Regions from separate parts of the Mus musculus genome. Here region 1 is linked to region 2. A link is a loop called in an ENCODE intact Hi-C map of the cell type or tissue named here. Cell type or tissue: gastrocnemius. All regions are shown on one strand.

Region 1 (2,500 bases), 64 kb before region 2:
AGTCTTGGTGGTCCACAACCTTCCCTCTGTCTGGGTGATCTGACACCTTCTGACCTCCAATGTCACTAGGCACAAGTGCTACACATACATAAAATGCAGCCAAAAAAACCACTCATACATGTAAATCTAAAGTAATTTAAAACAAAACAACACACACCCCAATAAGGATAGAACCCTTGGGCAATAAATGGATGGCTCTCCGGGCTCTCCCTGACGCCATACCTGTTGACTCAGAGTCTAGCTAGGTGAACCTGGAGGTTGGGGGGGGGGGTGCAAGGAAAAGTTTAGGCCAAGAAAATTCACACCAGTGTGTCCTGTTGGCCACATGTGGGCAAGAATAGTTATAAAGAGCCAACTCAAACTCCTGAACTTAAAACATTGAAAGCTTTATTTGTTTGTTGTAACTCAACTGCATAGTTCTGGACCATGAGCTTTGCAGATGACAACATTGTGTTTCAATGTCAAATGCCTGAAAACTGTAATGGACAGACCAAGAGGGATCCCTGTCAGCTCCTCTGTGGGTCCAATTGCTATAACCTGTGCCTGAGTTTCTGGTTGCTTTCTTTTCGGTGGTGTGGTGTGGGAGGGGTGGGATTCAGTCTGTGAACAGCCTGAAGCTGTAGGAGGTGGGGAGAGGTCTTCACCTCTTCTCTGGTGTCCAGTTACCTGTTGGCTGTAGGACAAACCTTTCAGTTTGAAAAACAGACCATCTGGCAGGAGGCGAGAAGGAGGAGGGCAGGAGCTCCAAACAGGGCCCCACCCTCTCCCAAGTCCTTTCTTAGCCACCTAGGCAAAGAAAATGGTGTCTAGGCCTTATATCCTTTCACCTAGATGGGCAAGTCCTAGGAGGCTACCTGGACAAGTCTGGGCATCAAGGTGGCAGAGGTAGGGTGCCTAGTCCAAACCCACTGTTTAAGATCCCGGCAGGAGGAAGGGTGCCCCCTAGTGGCTAGGGAGACCATGCCTGATGAAGCTTGCCGGCAGATGGCAAAGTCAGCCTCTTGCACAACTCATATACTCATAAAAGTCATATACTTAACTGCAGCTCTCACACCCATTGCTGGCGGATCTCAGGCTCCCTCTCGATGTGAGTGAACTTGGGCTCTCTGCCCTGCCCAGCCTTTCCAGGCAGCTCTTCCGGAAGGGCTCCTGTAAACCGGTTGTCACCAGCCACTACAGAAATAAACAAGCTGCAGGCTTGGGGGTGGGTGTGTGTGGGGGAAGCACTACCCTAATCTCTAGTCTCCACTAGGGGCAGCATGGCACTGCTTGGCCATCTCCACTCAGCGGCAGGACAGGCAACCCCATCTAGGAGAGAAAGCCAACACTCCTCAATAGTAACCTCGTTTATTTGAAAAGGAGAGGATATAAGAGACTAAAACATCCGTGTGGAGCCCTGCTCCTCTGTCTTAGCGAGGACTGGCAGGCGGTCTCTCCCGCCTCCAATGCCCTGAAGCTAGTGGAGCTGGCTATGGTACCCACTTTTCACAACTGCTGAGAAGCTATGACTTGTGGGTTCTCATAGCAGTGAGCCACTTTGCTGGTCATAGGAGAGTTGCTGCAGGCCCTGCAGGGGCAACAAGCAGTCACCAGGCGGTCCCAGGGCTCCAGAGAATGGAGCCAGAGTGGCAGCCAGGCCCAGGATTGAAGACAGCGGGGCAGCCAAGATGGTCGGTGTTGTTGCAGGACATTAACCAGGATGATAAGGAGCACCAGCCCCACCAGAGGACCCCCTACTGCAGCCAGCACTGTGCCCCCTGCCAGGGAAAGTCCAAAGGCTGCTAGGGGTAGCAGCAGGAAGGTTAATAGTAGGTAGACAATGGCCACCCAGCGATACTGGGCAGTCAGGTTTCCAAAGCGCTTGGCCAGTGGAATTGGCAGTCTCAAGACAGGCACCAGGTACCACAGCAGTATGCCAGCCAGGTTGAAGAAGAAGTGGATGAGAGCAACCTGGTAGGCAGGAAAGACAAGAAGGCATAAGGAGCTTGGACTACCTGGGCTCTGGGCTCTTTAGAAACTATGCCTTTCCTACTCTGGTCAAGTCTGAAGCTTGTCCGCTGTGTCCTGCTGAGTGATTCAGACAGATCACTTAGTACAGCAGCATCTAGCCAGGGTAGGCTCATATTCACCATATTCCTCCTGCCCGTGTTTTAGGAGATAGGGGTCTATGTCAGCACCTGTGTGTGGTAACAAAACCCTGCTGCTATCAGAGACGGTGGGAGGTTGGTAGGAAACACGACATATGGCCTTTCTGTAAATGAGCACAATCCAGGGGGCTTGGAGAGGATGGTACAGGCTCAGGAGGGTCTAAGTGACAAGGATAATACAGAGGCAGATACAAGGATGCAAGTGGGACGCAGGGAGAGCTAGGCTCAGTTTTCCCTATAGCAGCAGCCAGTGCAATCCAAGATTTCAGAACCTGATCCTGTCCCAGGCAGAGGGAATCTAGAGTGGGGGCAGTGGACCAAAGACTAGGTGATTTAGAGAGTCTGAGCTTGAA
Region 2 (2,500 bases):
TCCCGAGCAGCAGGACTCATCAGTGTCCTTGGCCGGGCTAACTGGGCAGGTGGGCGCCTCCGGGGGCCTCACACCACGGTGCTGACCGAGGGATCTGAGAGGTTGAGCGGGCCCGTGATATCAGTGGGATGGTACTGCTGTAAAATAGAAATACACAGACAAGGCGGCCCGTTAGCTCCGACGTCGGGGGCACGCGCGGGGCCGGGACAGGGTGGACCGGCCAGCCGGCCGACCGGCGGGCAGGCGGGCACGGCCTGGGGGAGGCTGGGGGTGCTCCTCCCCCGACCCCGTCGTGCTCCGGGGCTCTGCGTGGGCCAGGCCGCTGTCCCGTGCGTCTGTCTGCGGGGGAGGGGCAGAGGAGGGCGGGCGGGGCGTCTCAGCTCTCCCTATGACGGGAACACAGCTGCAGCTGGCCCTCCTCCCTCTCAATAGCGCGTCGCGGCAGCACTGTGTCTTTTTGGTTTTGCAAAGCGCCGCGTCCACCCCCGGTGCTCTATAAATAAGAACCAACAATCAATACCTGCTGGCCCCGCCGGCCACCAGGGATCCCAGCCCTGAGCGCCCAGTGCTGCCCTGGCCCGGACCGGCCACAGGACAGGGGCAAAGGATCTCAGCAGCTGGACCGACCCCACCCCACCCAAAGGAGCCCCCACCCAGGCCTCCCTCTGAACAGCACCCAGCCCCAGAGACAGGGTGGAAGCTGGGCTTCCCTCCCCCACCCAGCCCCCAGAGGTCAACCCTGCAGGGTGGGGCCAGCTCCAGATGGCCCAGAAGAACGGGTCCCTGGTGCCCAGGGAGGCTCAGGTAAAGATTGAACTGAGAGCAAGGCCCCAGAAAGGAACCACGTAGATCTCTGAGTTGTACCTGGCCAGCTCCAGATGGAGCCCCAAGACTTAGTGACATCCACTGAAAATGGCCTGCCACCTGCAGGACTTTTGTGCCTTCCCCACTATGGCCATCTGGCCCCAAAAGTACAGATCTTCTTCTTCCCTGTCAGATTTCCCCTTCCCCACACAAATTCCAGCCCACAGCTCCCTTGGCCCTGCTCTTCCACCCCTGCGCCCCCTAGTGGGGGTTCTGATTCAGACCTTGTAACATAGACCTTGCCCACTTTCCCTGGTCTGGGTGACCCTGAAGATAGTGTTTGTACCACCAGCTCCTGGAGCCTCAAGTTGGTGCAAACCACAGATTCTTACTCTTCATCCCCTTTTTCTGAACCAAGGCCTTTGGAGAGCTGAGCAGCCAGGCCTTGTGGGTCTCTCTGGAGCACCCTAGTACATTTTGCTTTGTGCCAAATCCTGTCAGTATGCCTTTCTTCCTGGGCATAGGAGCATAACTATAGATCCAGATTCCTTGTGGGACACAAGCCCCTTGTGGGTGACACTCCCCACTGGTTAGAGGGCTTCCTGTGGGCCTGTTAAAGGGTAACGTCATAGGATCAGGGTGACTCTAGCAAAAAGCGAGCCTGCTGGAGGACTTTCTTGTGAGCATGTACTGCTGGTGCGGTGATGTGACGCTGCCCAAGACAGGGAACCGTTTTCTGGCTCAGAAGGCAGAAGGTCTGACTCTGACAGTGGCCCGTGGCAGTGCTTGGGGGTTTGAGCGGGAACACAGTTCTTAGCCTCCCCTTCCCGGACCTCCTTCTGAGAACCTGTTTTGCCTTAGGTGCTCAGGCCCCAGGCCTTTCAAGAACACCCTATCCATGCTCAGATCACCTGGGTGCTGCTGCCACACCTCCATCAGGGACCTGTTCACCATGGCAACACCCCACTCCCCACCTGACAGTCTCCCTGTAACCAAGGGTCAATGCCAATGCTAGGCCCCAGTCGTCCACCCAGATGGACCCAGGCCCGGCCCCCAGCCCCCGGCCCACACAGAGACCACATGGAAGATGCAACACGCATGGCTCTGGTGAGACAGGTGAGACAGGTGTCTGGGGGGCGGGGCCAGTGGCCAGACAGACGGACGGATGGGACATCACAGCTACACCCTGCAGGGCTGTTGCAGGGCAAGAATGAAAGCATCAAGCCCCGTGTGGAGAAACAGGGATGAAACAGACGTGGTGTGGCCTCCTGGCAGGGGCAGCCTGGGACAGGGCTACTCTGGTTCCCAGGGTCCGGGTAGCCCAGAGAGGCAGTGAGGCTGACTGACTGACCAACAACATGACACAGCTTCCAGATGGCGTGTGGGTCATGGCATGGGGAGAGAGGTGGGCAGACTAACGTGGAGACACATGGGGAAGCTGAGGGCAAGTGAGGGCTTGAGGAGAGGTCTGGAGCGTTCTAAAGGACAGCACCCTTTAATGGGTGGAGGGTGGGTGAAGGACTGACTTGGCACAGATGGCCAGGGTTGAAGATGGGGGCAGGGGTGGGATGGTAAGGGAGAGGGAGACAGACATGGGGCAAGGGGGGAGTCAGAGACGCGGGACTGGGGTGCTTCCCCTTACCGTGTCTTTGGAGGACCTACGTCTCTTGAAGCTGGAGGCCAGGGTGGAGGTGAT

The links. Peaks named below come from ENCODE experiments on the same cell type or tissue, not always from the same donor. Only the 100,000 strongest peaks of a DNase experiment are listed, where the experiment ranks them.
Region 1: a loop joins it to region 2, with 2.3 times the contacts of the local background. A loop is called at or near these places in 5 of 42 quality-filtered maps.

What each region holds. Positions count from the first base shown.
Region 1 is chr2:25,227,566-25,230,065 of GRCm38, forward strand. Slc34a3 (solute carrier family 34 (sodium phosphate), member 3) reads right to left here. Exons shown (of 13, transcript NM_080854.3): 13 at 1,332-1,950. The coding sequence ends at 1,486. Among named protein-coding and RNA genes, the nearest start is that of Tubb4b, 4.1 kb to the left of the region's middle. In gastrocnemius, CTCF peaks have their summits at 982 (motif pointing left) and 1,186; DNase peaks (open chromatin) are centred at 966, 1,211 and 1,567; H3K4me3 peaks cover 1,162 bases; H3K27ac peaks cover 2,047 bases.
Region 2 is chr2:25,291,992-25,294,491 of GRCm38, forward strand. It overlaps Grin1 (glutamate receptor, ionotropic, NMDA1 (zeta 1)), which reads right to left. Exons shown (of 20, transcript NM_008169.3): 19 at 2,447-2,500; 20 at 1-493. The coding sequence ends at 377. It overlaps Grin1os (glutamate receptor, ionotropic, NMDA1 (zeta 1), opposite strand), which reads left to right. Exons shown (of 4, transcript NR_168905.1): 2 at 1,666-1,920. Among named protein-coding and RNA genes, the nearest start is that of Grin1os, 2.0 kb to the left of the region's middle. In gastrocnemius, a CTCF peak has its summit at 1,064 (motif pointing left); DNase peaks (open chromatin) are centred at 250, 599 and 1,061; H3K4me3 peaks cover 1,073 bases; H3K27ac peaks cover 1,004 bases.